2 separate regions of the Homo sapiens genome follow, and region 1 is linked to region 2. The links are chromatin contacts, found by Hi-C in ENCODE. All regions are on one chromosome and are shown on one strand. The core of a region is the stretch at or near the end of the contact, and the rest is flanking DNA. Distances in the headings are between cores, read along the strand shown.

Region 1 (6,827 bases), core at 2,331-4,830, 630 kb after region 2:
CACTCCAGACATGCAGGTGTATTTCAACACTTTAGCTTTTACTATCAGGATTTCTTTAGGGGAAGGTGTAGAAATATATTGGTAGTTTGATAAATTATATATCAGACATGTAAAATTTAAAGTATCATTTGAAATCAAAACTTGTCTGAAGACTAGCTTTTTATGTCACAAGTTCAGCTAAGCAAAGTGTCCCCTAACTATAAAACCTCCTTACTGCAGAATCCTAGAAATTACCAAAGGCAAGCTTCTTGAATGTTGATTTTGAAATTTTGCCTGCGAAAGTGCAACATCTTTCCAAGCAAATGCTTAGAAGACTCAGGGCAGAACCCAAAAACAAATGCCAGACGTTAGGGGAAAATTTTTAAAAGTTGGATTGCCAGAAAACTTCTAGCTATTTATAATTAAGCATTTTTAGCTGCTAAAAGGAAGCACATTAGATCATTTTGTTTTGCAAAACAAATGGCCAGTGTGGGTTTTAGGATGGACACTCCCAGGAGGGCTCCCCTTTCTGAGTGGGAGTCTTTGGAAATGTTCCTGATGGGATCCAGTCATTCTGGAGCGCTCTTACGAAATCGTTCATCCTAGGGCAGTTTGGTGTTTGTGAGCTTACAGCGTTTACTCCTTGCTGTCTTCTACCATAGGTCTGATCTGATGGGGGAGGCAGTGGGCAGAGGAGCTCCAGCTCTTTGGGAGGGTCCTAGAATAGTACAAACAGCACTGGGTTAGAAGTTGGGGGTTCTCATTCCTGGGACCTTGGTTGATTATAGAACTTTATTCTAGGATTCCATGAATTTGCCAAGCTGACATCGGGAAAAGGCTAAAGTTTGATTCTTGAAAGTATTGACAAGGCCCCATTTAGGAATGATTCTGCCAAGTATTCCTGGGGTCCTGCCATGGTCAGGAGAGCACCTTAAATTTGATGAGTTGTCAGGGAAGAAGCAGAGGGTATCTCTGTGTTCAGCTTTATGTATGAGAAAGTCAAGACACAAGATGGGGGCAGGACAGGGACAGCTTGAGAAAGGAGGCTTGAGATTGAGACTTGGAACTCAGGTGCCAGGGATGAATCCAAAAGGCTTGCAGGCATCTCAGCCTCAGACTTAAGCTAACATATAGCAGATAGTGGACACCTCTCCTGTTTCTTTCTTTCTTTTTTTTTTTTTTTTGAGATGGAGTCTTGCTCTGTCACCCAGGCTGGAGTGAAGTGGCATGATCTTGGCTCACTGCAACCTCCACCTCCCAGGTTCAAGCAATTCTCCTGCCTCAGCTTCCTGAGTAGCTGGTACTACAGGCGCACGCCACCACACATAGCTAATTATGTATTTTTAGTAGTGATGGGGTTCTCCATGTTGGTCAGGCTGGTCTCAAACTCCCGATCTCAGGTGATCCCCCTGCCTCAGCCTCCCAAAGTGCTGGGATTACAGGCGTGAGCCACCGTGCCCTGCCAATATTTGTCTTTTTAGTAGAGATGGGGTTTCACCATGTTAGCCAGGCTGGTCTCCAACTCCTGACTTCAGATGATCCGCCCACCTTGGCCTCCCAAAGTGCTGGGATTACAGGCGTGAACCACCGCAGCCAGCTTTTTTTTTTTTTCTGGCCCTGCAATCTTGATTCCCCAGAGTTAGGGTCTGATTTCAGATGTTAAGGCAGGCTCAAAGTGGGGCATCTGCTCGCCACAAGAAGGTGAGAGGTCAGAAAGAAGAAGCAAGACCATTAGGGCTGCCTTAGTTGAAGAAAGGGGGCTCATCTCTCATTTTCTCAGAAGTTTCACAATCCAGAAAGGGGAGAACGGAAAGCAGCCTCCTAAGGAGTTCTCGAATTTCTTTCTCACTTTTCCTTTGTTTTCTCGCTCTCTCACTCTCTTCTAAGATTTATTTTTAAATGGGGTTCTTATTTTGGGGGGACTTTCTGAGCAGGAACTACCTTTTTTTTGGAGGGAAATAAATGAGAACACAAATTATTCAGGGCTGGGAAGTGGAAACAATGAAAGAAAGCAAGGCTACTCAGAACCGGCTGGCAGATGGCGCTCGGCTTTTACGATTGACAGCCTGGCTTTCAAAAATTCACCCTTGCGCCGGCGCCTAAGGCAGAACCCGCATCCCCCTCCCTAAATCCTCCTTCCCAAGGACACGGCCCCTGCCCCTAAGGCTGAGGAATGTTTTTAAAAGGTTTCAGTTGAGCAATTGACATCTAAGGACAAATCCCGGCAACTTTTAACGAGTGGATCTGAAGATCTTAGCCAAGGCAGGAAAGCACACGATCAGGTAACCTCCAGATTCACCGCCCTGGTGCCCCGGTTCTCCTGGGAACTGGTCCTGAGATCTTGGACAAATCCCTGGTTCTAGTTTTTCTCAATTGAAAAAACAGGAGGGATGTCTTTCTCACTTTAAAACTTATTTAATTATCTTATAAAGTTTCAATAGATGAGGTATGCCAACCCCCTATCCAACACAAATTTTTTTAAATGTCTGTTCCAAAATGGCAGATTGTATAGGAAATCAAATGGTAGGGCCCTCTGTTGTCCTTTGGTAAATAATTAATAGTTTCTGGGTCCCAATCACCGGGAGAATCTTTGTGGGAGCAGAGTTTGGTGGTAAACTCTTTCACACCTCAATCAAGGGCTAGAAAAGAGGTTCATAGGTGAGCAGAGCTCCAGTTTCCACCAGGGAAATCTAAGGGGCCTACCTGGAGAAGTTAGCATTTAAGACAATATGGAGAGATGAAGTAGAATTTGAGGTGCATGGTCAATGATTGTTTACAGAGAAGGGACTTGCTAGGGATACATCATTGCTTTTCCATTCATGCAAGTATCATTGTGTTTTTCAGGATCTCTGAGACCTCAGGGCTAGTTTTAAGTTCTTCCCCTCCTCAACCCCTCTCCACTTCTCAGTGCTTCACGGCACACTGGGGCATTCTCACTAGCGAAGGTGTCCTCTCTAAGGATGGGACCCCTACTGTCCATCTCAGGCTCAGCACTGCCTTGGGGCAGGCCACTTCTGGCTTCTTTAGGCCTCGTTTCCACGGGAGGGGAAGCTGGGTCCGATGGTGTCTGGGTCAAATTCCTTGGTTCCAAGAACAGGTACCGTTGCCATTCCCTTCCATTTCTGCCCCCTGCACCACCCCACCCAGCAGCTGGAAAATGATGAGGTCATCTATTTGAGAAGGGCCACACAGGCCTCCCACACAAGGACCTACAAAGTCCTCCAATGGGAATTTATTTCTTTCTGATCAAATTTACCCTCCATACCCCATTCATATACACATTCTTTCTCCCCTCTCTCTTAAGATTGTAAAGTTAAAGAAACTGAATACACAGGGTTGATTTAAGGTAAACGTCCCTCCCACCCATCTATTTAAAAAATTTTCTTTTACTTGATAACTTTCCTACAACATGATTCTCTTATGCCCATATTCCTCTGAGGATTCTTTAAAGCTTTTCTTGCACTTTCTCCTCCTCACAGTCCCTGACTTCTAGCCCTGAGTGGTGGCTGAGGGCAGGTGACCCTGTAGACCGTGGGGAACAGAGGAGGCCAGGGCAGGTGGCTGCCTCTTTCCAACCTTTCCTGGGCCATGGGAGCTCCTCCCCACCAGAGGTCAGCAGAGAGCTCAGAATGGCTGGGTCTGCTCTCAGAAATTGGGATCTTGGAATTCTCTAGATGAAATGTAGGATGCCCAAATGGAAAAAAAGCCCCATGTTTCCAGGGTGTTTTGGTTGGGGCTCTCATCCTGTCTTGGGTCCCGGGGACCTTACTTTTAACACCAATACAGCCATTCTGTGCTTTTCTCAGGGGAGGGGTGGTTGGGGGTTTGGTCTGTTTATTTGGTGGCTTTCTTGGTCAGTCTTCTCCCTGCGCCAGACGCACAAATCCCTCCCTTAGAGGGAACCACACCCTCTTAGAACTCTCCCTTCTGGGGCCCAACTGCCCACTTTCGCTTCCCACATGACATGGAACCCACATCCCACACTTGGCCGGGCGCCTTTTCTTCTAGTTGTATTTATTGTTAAAATGACATCATAATATTACAGGAAATCCCCCCAGCCTACCCTCACCCTGCTGTGATTTTACTGATCATTATCTCCCCCTGTTCTTTACTCAGGTGTATGCATAGTTTTGAGAGGGCATGAATCATGGTGTGCAGTTTCATATTAATCCCCCTGCTCCACAAACACACACTACAGGACAGTTTCCTTAGAGCTCTTCCATGTTCGCCATCGTCCTTCCACAGTTCTTTCACTTGTTCAGTCCTTTCGCTAGCGGGGAAGAGCAGGGAAAGAATTGAGGTTCCCTCCCTTTGTTTTTCCTTCTCTGATCTTTTGAAATCCCGGGGTCCTTGTGAACGACTCAGAAATTAAAACCAATTCCCTTTGGCCAGTTGTTTATTGTTGAAAGAGAGAGACAAAGAGAAATTAAGGTGCAAACGGAAGGAAAGAAGTAAATAGAGATTAAATTTAAAAATTTGAAAGGGAGCAGTGGTTCACGCCTGTAATCCCAGCACTTTGGGAGGCCGAGGTGGGCAGATCACCTGAGGTCAGGAGTTCAAGACCAGCCTGACTAACATGGAGAAACATCATCTCTACTAAAAATACAAAATTAGCTGGGCATGGTGGCGCATGCCTGTAATTCTAGCTACTCGGGAGGCTGAGACAGGAGAATCGCTTGAACCCGGGAGGCAGGGTTTGCAGTGAGCCGAGATTGTGCCATTGCACTCCATCCTGGGCAACAAGAATGATACTCCGTCGAAAAAAAAAAAAAAAACAAACAACAAAAAAAAAACCAAAAAAATTAAAAGGGAGAGAGAGGAGGAAAAAAGAGGGAAAGGAAAGAGAGAAGGAAGGAAGAAGGAAGGGAGGGAGGAGGGAGGGGGAGAAAAGAAAAGAAAGGAAAAGAAAAAAGAGAAGAAAAGAAAAAAGAAAAGAGTGCCTTTGCCAAGTTTAGCTCTAAGCACCAAATGGGGTCCTTGCCCTCTAGGAACTTCTAGTCCAGAACAGAGGAGAGGATCAGGTTGCAAGTGATTATCCTTCTACCAGGCAGGGGGTGGAGCGCTGCCAAGGAGGGTGTGGCTGGCACAGCTGAGGGGCCAGGCTGGCTAGACCGGACAGGAGTACGGGGAGGAGAGGCAGGTTCACAATCCAGGCTGGGGCATCCTCTCCTCCCCATCTCACTGCCCCATGAGGTCCCTTGTTCGTTCAAGTGCCAACCAGAAGAGCTGGGACAGAGGCCTCTCTTGTGTGCCAAGACGGGGGCCACCACCACCCTCTGAGCTCTGACCACTGCCCTCTCACCTCTTATTGCTTTCCCAAGTGTTTACCTCCTGATTCTAAAACGATGGTCCAATTTTTGTTTTATTTTAAAGTTAGGAACACACTGCATGTAGCACACTTCATGGAGCACAAGTGTTTTCACATGCCTTATCCCACTAAGTGGTTTTGTTTTGTTTTAGAAAGTCTGGCACACAGAGAACCTTCTAGTTCTTTAAAAAAAAAAATCATAAATTTTTAAATTTGATAATTATCCAGAACAAAACAAAGCAAACCCTAAGGTTAAAAGTGAGCATCCTATAAGTTAAGTATAGATCTTTGATGTTGGGGAAACCTTTGAATTTTACAAATCGATGTCCTTGAGAATTGGGTTCCAGCCAGACCCACTGTAGGCATTGTTTTCTTTTTTTCTTTTTCCTTCCTTCCTCCCTTCCTTCCTTTCTTCCTCCCATTCCCCCTCCCCACTTTGAAAAACAAGTTTTATTCTCTTGGGTTATGTTCATTAGAGAGGGAAGACAATTCTGTTCAGCAAGGAAAGGTGAGGGGAAGAGAAAAGGGGGGAATTCAGCCAGAGGAGAACAGGGACAAGGTTGATTGCTCTGTGCTGGGGTGAGGGTGGGGGGCAGAGAGAGAACATCACAGCCAGATGCAAATCACAAGAGCAGACCTTCAGCTTCCTGGCATTGGTGGGGAAAATATTCCGTCAGCTGCCTTTCTATGTCCTGGGCTTCATTCATCAGCTCAAGAGAAAAAAAATAAAATCAAAATTTCATCCTAATTTGTTGTGGTTGGACCCCATTCTCCCACATTTTGGCCTTCTTGTAAAGCACAACCACAAAGGCAGAAGTGGCTTCCTGGGCTGACCTGCCTCTCAGTTCATTCTCAAGGCGTTAGCCTCATCCCATCAGGAGGAGTTCAGACTCTCCCCAAGCACCAAGAGTTAGAAATGTGTTGCTAATTGATTTGAGCTAAATTTGTGTTGCTTTGAGACTTAGCAAAATGGCTGATTAGGGGCCAGTGTTGGGGAAAATAATTGCTGATCTAATAGCTATGAAAAGGAACTCATTCACAAATATGTTTATAAAATGGGCCTTCTGTGACATTTTGGAATTGTCAGGGAGTTAGGGGTCACGGTGGTTCTTCAGGAAGAAAGAAATGTTGTTGGGAAATGTTTAGTGGAAATTTAGCATAAAATGACATGCCTAATTTAAGAAAACAGTTAAATCCATCATGGTTCCAAGTGAAAACAGTTGTCACAAATTAATTTTTCAAATGTTTGACTATTGGCAGGTCTGAGGTTTACTCATCTGTAGGTTATGTCCAACTTGGCAAAAGCATGGAATCCTGCCCAGTCCTTGGTACACAGGGACTAGCACATGTACCCATTTTTTCTCACTGATAAGTTATTTCCTAATTTTTTGGTTAACTTGAAGGTCGAAATAGCCTTACTCCTTTTTGTCTGTCTAGTAGCATCTCTAAGCTTGCAGTAGCTGCTCACGTGTCTGCCACGCCCCTTAGAAGGACGAATCCTTGCCTGGTCGGTGAGTTTGCCTCAATTCGGGCATTTTCA
Region 2 (6,679 bases), core at 1,969-4,468:
CGTCTGTGAGTTTGTGAGTCTGTGAGTTTGTTGTTCACTCTGCCATCCACTGCCCTTCTCAGAGTGGGCTGCCAAAGCACTCCTGTAATGTCCCACTGGTCCAAGAGGGGGCGCTGGTGAGTCCTCTGGTGCCCGTGGTCATCAGGGAGAGAAAGGGGGCTTTGCGGTCTGGGGTCAGGTACGGTCCCAACCACGGCTTCACTGTACTATCAACAAAGCTGGGTGGTGGGTTCACAGAGGTTCATTACAGCAATCCCTCTACCTTTGTATATGCTTGAAAACGTGTGTAATGAAAGTTAAAATGTTTAAAACAATACTTTAGCAGAAAAAAAAAAATCATCGGCTTACACTTCCTGTGTGATCTTGAACAAGTGACCTAACCTCTCTGGGCTTCAAATGTTTCACCTAAAAGAGCTGGTCTAAAGGTAAATGGGTATGCCATGCTCAATACACATTACCTCTTGGTTTTTTTTTTTCTTCCCTGAGATGGAGTCTCACTCTGTTGCCCAGGCTGAAGTGCAGTGATGCAATCTCAGCTCACTGCAACCTCCGCCTCCCGAGTTCAAGCGATTCTCCTGCCTCAGCCTCCCAAGTAGCTGGGATTAAAGGTGCCCGCCATGACACATTACTTTTTATTAGAGAATTAAATGTGTGATGTGATACCTGGCACACAAGAGGTATTCAAGAAATGGCAGCCATTATCACTGCCATTGCTCCTAGGCAAACATAAATCACACCCTCATTTCCAAGAGGCTGAGTAGAGAGGGCGATCTGAGGAGCTGGACAGGATGATACGAACTCTACACATTTACTCTAAAGAGGTTAAAGTCTCTGCCCTAACCCACTGCCCAATTCTTCATCCTGCCTTCCTTCCAAAGCCACTGGCTAAGGTGAGGTGTAGTGGTGGACACAGACCTGTATAGGAAAGGAGTGGACTGTGGGCCTGGCCCTTATCTTACTGGATGGAAATGTGGGAGAGCAGAGGCTTGTTCACTTTGTCTTTAGCATCTAGAATCTGTCTGGACCATCGTAGGTACTCAATCAATAGCTATGTGGCAAATGAGTATGCCAGTGGGGTAACCCTGGGCAAGTCCCTTCACCACACTGGGTTGGTCCCAATGTCCTGTGAGATAACAGGGCTAGGTGAACTAATTCCTCAGTTCCTGGCTAGTGCTCCAGGCTGAGATTCTCTGTCTGGTGAACTTGATTTCATCACGTGGCAGATGTTACCCAGGGTAGATCCCTCCCGGGGTCTTGCTAACCTGACAAATGAAAGCGAAAGCTTGCCTTCCAACCCACTTAGAACAGTGCCGGAACCTTATGATGAGCTCATTGATGAAATTTAACCCCAATGCACTTTCACTGTTGGAATAGAACTTCTGCAGAATTGCCACGACCTGTGAAAAACATCAAAAGAGCACATTTAAAATGCTGCCATCTATTTGAATTACGAATACTACTCTACACGGAAACTAGACATTTTTATGCATCCTTCCACCTTTAAAATGAATTTATAGGCGCAGGAGAAAGTAATTTTTGTCACGGTCATCATTAGAACACAGAGAAAAAAGATGTTTAAATATAGGCAATACACACACACACATAAAACCCTTCATAAAAATGAAACTTCAAAGGAGACTGACATTAGAAAAATACATTCTTAATCTTAAGGTTCCAAATTTTAGAGCATGTCCCCTTGCTTAATAACTAAATCATTACCTTTCAGAACATGTCATTTTTATAAAATTTTAATACCATCAGAGTATCTTAAAATCAATATTGTCAAATGTGATTTTTTTTCATCAGTATTCAGCTGGTGTAAAGCCCACATAAAAAAATAGGATCAGCTTTTCTACAGCAGAGTCTTTGCTCACTAAATATTTTTCTACAAAACCAAGCTGTAAATCAACCTGTATTTTAAAAACACTAACCTATGGCTTAAAGAGTTTCATATATAAAAGGATTACTCCACAATTGCCGTCACTGAAACATATAACAAAAAAAGCTATCCTACAAATTGATAAAACTATAATATAGTTCCTAATTTCAAATTTTAAAAGCTAGTTTCATAGGTTAGCTGACAAAGTAAGCCCAGAAAAATTAAAAGAGTTAAAATGGAAGATACATCAACATTCCTATTTGTAAAAATCACAGAGCAAATGCCCTGATTCCTTACTAGTTTGAAGGAGATCCACCGAACTTCAGAAACTTGATCTGCACACAACTTTAAGGCAATGTGCATTAGGTAATCATAAACATCATTGGGACTATAGAGTTCCAGAATCAGTATCAGCTGTCTGAAATTAAAAGGAAAACAACAACAACAAAAACAACAACAAAAAAAACATTATTTTTGGGCAAAAAAACAAAATTATTGATTTCTTTTTACTGTTATTTCATCTTACAGATAAAAATAGCCAGGCTGGGAAATGAACAGCAAAAGACCCAGCAAGATTTCGGTCTTCAGTAAAATGCCAACAGCAGAAAGCTGAGCAAAATGACCATGCAAAAAAAATGTGAACAAAATTTTAATTCTTCATCTCACACACATACAAATCAAACAAAAAGGAAATAAACTCTGTAAAATAGAGGCTGAGAAATTTATGAATACAGATTTAATATTTCAATTTTAGGTTATCAGTTGAAAAGCACATAAAACTTTAAAAATCAGATAACATAAAAATAGCCAGAATGTTGAAGTTCACAAAGGTCAACAGATCAAGCGAACACTCTGAGATTGCACGACCGCCCCGGCGTTTCTCCGACTGCAAACCGAACCGGATGCTCCTGCTCGCGGCTCTTGGCAGCACGAGGTGGTTTCACTGCAGCGAGGTCCGCTTGGAGAGAACTGGGAGCGCGTGCTCCTTACTCCGAAAGACAAAAGCATGCAGGAGACGGCTGGCTGCGAAAACCCACTACCAAAGCTTTCACTACTTTCTAAATGGGGATGGGGAGAAGGGCATGAAAATAAATGACATTGCTTTCACCCAGGCAACGAAAGGAAATGAAAAAGAGATGGGGAGGAAGTTAGAACCAGAAGCCCGGAGTGCTGGTGAATACTTTCATATCAAAAAGCACCGTTTTCAAAAACATGATACCAATATCATGGGCACCGGAGCACAGAATTCATATCAGTCGCTGTGGCTTCAATAAGCCGGGAGATGGGAGATAGGGCGCGTAGGGGGCTAGATAACGTGGTCGGGCACTGGGGCCGCGCAACCACCCGGGGAAGCCCCGCCGGGCACCGAGCGCGCCTACTTCCCGTGCGCCGCCGCTAGAGGTCGCACTGCTTTCATGGAAAACGTGGGCCTGTTTTTCTCGACTCAGAACAGGATGCTGGGAACATGGTAAAATGACTGAAACCTCAATCTCTCAAATTAAGCAGAATGATTAAAGACCACAGCAAAGAGAAAGGCTTTCGGTTTGCCCCTGGCATCAGCCAAATCATATCCTGAATAGCTGCAAAAGCCTGATGAATTTATTCAGGGAAGACAATTATTTGAGAGATTTCTAGTTGTGGATGAGAAAAATGAAAACTAAAGACACCGAAATGAAAACAAGGTAAAAACTAAAACCCAAACAACAACTGCCACAAACAAATTCCCTCCACACCGTGAAAGGCACATTATATACCTTAGGAAGGGGAGTTATTTAAACTGATGCTTCCACCCTTTCATCATCACTAAAGCCTGGAACATTCCTTTTGCCAGCTCAAGACAGAATTAAATAACTCCTTCAGGCACAAAATGATGTGCAGATAGGAGCCACCTTGGGGAACCTTTTTGTTTCATAATCATCTCATCTGGGTTAGACCCCTTCCTGTCTCCCACAGTAGCTAAAGGGCATTAAGCATGCTGTACCCTACGGAGAGGACCACACTCAGAATGTTCAGGAAAGCTCTGGTAAAAACTGCTCCGATTAATAGGAAAACACTGAAGAGTGGGTGATTCATCTTTTATTTGGTTCAAATAAATTGCCTTCTAGAACAGCAGAACACTCTAATTCGAAAGTGACTCAAGCCCTGTCTTCATCTGAAAATGAATGTCTCCCCGGAGACTGTGGTATTTGTAACTCAGGGTTTTTGGAATTCTGTTTATACCTTAATAAAAACATAATCTCTTTATCTAAAAGAACACTATTGCTGCTGCTTTAGAAATCAATTATATGGTAAGAAAATTAAGATTTATTCCATCTAGTTTGCTTTCTCATATCCCCAAATATGTTTTTACTTACTCTGCTAGTTCATATCGAAACCTCCAATTCCTGCTGTTATCAGTCACTACAAATTCTTGAAGCTGATAAAGATAGTCTCTCCTCTTGTCTTCATGAAGCAACTATTTTTTAAAAATGTATATATAAACAAACATGTATAATCCTTCAAAATGACCCCAAATGCCCCCTTTTATTCCACTTCCAATTATACATTTGTCACTGGCAAGAACTTTTGCATTTCCCCTACACCTCGTCATCTATCACGCAGCGTGGCTGCGAATGAACACTGCTGTACACTGACATCAAATGCATCCCTGAACACCTCCAACCTTTTCCCCTGGCTAGGACATGTGCTTATTATGTATTTCTGAATGCCCCTGAGGTCTTCCTGCTTTAGTAATTTCCTATCTAAAAACAAAAAAACAGACAAACAAAAACCCAGTCTGTGTGTGTTTGGAAGACAGTGTGCCACTGCCGCTTCCCAGGGAGCGAGGCTGCTCGGCACCAGGAGAGGAGAGACTCAGCTGGAGCAGCGCACACCAGAGTCCGTGAAGGGCAGCTCTTGGTCATGTGGATGAGAGTAATTAGTTTCTCTAGGTCATTTTTAAACTCTTATTTTTTATATTCATCGTTCGTTTGGGGGGGAGGGGGGGAAGCCAGAAGGGAAGCAGCAGCGACTTGCAGAAAAAGTGCTTCATGCAGAACAGAGGTTGGACTTCAGCCCAGGCTCTTCCCCTGGGTGACTTCTGGGCAAGTCAGGTCACTACCTGGGGGCCTTGATTTCTTCTTTTGCAAAGAGTGTGCTAGGCTTTGTGTCTACCATCTTCCACAGAATTAAAACTCTAATGGACAGGAAAATGAGGAGAAAAAAGTTTAAAATATTTACCCATCACTGAAAGAACATCCACTTTAAGATTATGGATGGTACATTTCAGCTAAAGAAAGCTAAAAACTGCATTGTTTTTTTCACTGACACCATAGACATCCAGGGCTTCACAAATTTGATTCGGAGAGAGGAGGCTTGTTTTTTGCTTTTAACCCTTCTTCCTACCTTTAGAAAATCATACAGGTGTCTAAGAACTCCTATTCGCACTTCATCCAGATCCTTTAAAAATCCATTGAAGATAGGCACCAGGTCAGCTGCTGTTAACTGATCCCCAAGAATCACAGCCAGCTCGTGAATGGAGAAGGCTAGGGCTCGCCGTACCTTCCACTAGGGGTGCATAGCAGACACACGAATCACGACAAGCAAGTGCAATTCAACCTCTTCCGTATCTTACATGGCATTTTTGGAGCAAAATGAATACTGCCAGGTGTTGGCCACTTAAAGCTTTATTTCATCAGAGACCAGTAAACATGCCAATTTGCATCCACATAAAATTCAGGCCAATAAGCCTTGCTGCAGCTTCCCTTTTCTCCCTAATGAATGACCCACCCTCTTTCTGCACGTGCCTCTGGAAAGGCTTTTACCTGTACATCAGAAGCCAGTGTTTCATATGTATCTTTCAGGCAGTGCCAATTTTGCCTGCCCAGGGTCAGTGCCACCCCTGGGAGGCTGTAGGCACAGTGTTTGGCTATGTCAGTATCGACAGTCTGGGCTCGAGCTGGGTCAGTCATGGACACATACTGATCTAGCAGCGGCTGAGGTATTACATCCTGGGAAATGAGAGAGAAAGGAGGCCATCGTGAATGCAGGAAAATACTCATGAAAAACAAGGAGTTTGGAGTTTAGAGGTGAAAACAATAAAGCAGAAATGTGAGAGGAACATGAGGCCTTCCTAAAGCCAAAGGGCTTCAGATTGCCAACTCTGTTTTCTCCAGAGAGTGGGTTTTCAATTTTGCTTGAAGTGAAAGCAACACCCAAAACTCATCTTCTTAAGATTGGCACAATATTTGATATCATAGAGGACAGTCTAGACAGCAATGTCTGCTTAGGCTGGTACATCCAGCTCTTGAGAATGGAGACTGCCTTCTCTTTTCTTACAACTGCCCCAAGAACCTAGCACCTGAGACCTTATACTCTGATAATCACGTCTATGTTTGACTGTGCTTGACTGAGATAGAACTCAATCAAATCAGTGTTAGATGTCTTATTTTTTTCTCATATTAGTTTGCTTTATTGAAAACACTATTATAGATTGTTCAGAAGCTTAAACACTACCTTACAATTAATTTTTTACAATTAGCAACACGAAATATGAATTAAAATATGTAATCAATATTGATAGAAGAAAAAATATTTGGTTCCAATTCTTAAAGTTAACTTTAAGAAAATACACAGTTTTGAGTTGCCTCCCCGCCCCCCCGCCCCCGAAAGAAACGAACCTGTAATTTAGATTTATTCTCTTCAAGTGGGGTGGGATCCTGCCTCTGGTCAGTCTCCAGATGGTCACTGGTTCCATTTCTGGGTCCACCTGGATCCTACAGAGTTGATTGGACATGTTACCAATTTGCTCCAAAGGAAGCA

Evidence for each region. Hi-C counts contacts between places; a loop is a spot of excess contacts on that map. Pooled maps may share reads with other maps.
Region 1: a map of PC-9 shows a loop between it and region 2 (5-fold over the local background). The contact joins two enhancer-like sites. A Hi-C loop is called at or near these places in 1 of 168 maps with a recorded cell type or tissue (PC-9), 1 of 37 single-sample maps with no recorded cell type and 5 of 50 pooled maps.

Annotation. Positions count from the first base shown.
Region 1 is chr20:58,866,876-58,873,702 of GRCh38, forward strand. It overlaps LOC101927932 (a long non-coding RNA gene), which reads right to left. Exons shown (of 5, transcript NR_126334.1): 4 at 611-697. It also overlaps a transcript of GNAS not described here. Among named protein-coding and RNA genes, the nearest start is that of GNAS, 21 kb to the right of the region's middle. Within about 2 kb of position 3,581, at least 2 of the 41 ENCODE cell types and tissues checked have a DNase peak (open chromatin) inside an H3K27ac peak, as active enhancers do.
Region 2 is chr20:58,233,978-58,240,656 of GRCh38, forward strand. It overlaps the pseudogene PPP4R1L. Among named protein-coding and RNA genes, the nearest start is that of ANKRD60, 8.7 kb to the left of the region's middle. RefSeq lists a silencer at 3,148-3,197. Within about 2 kb of position 3,219, at least 11 of the 41 ENCODE cell types and tissues checked have a DNase peak (open chromatin) inside an H3K27ac peak, as active enhancers do.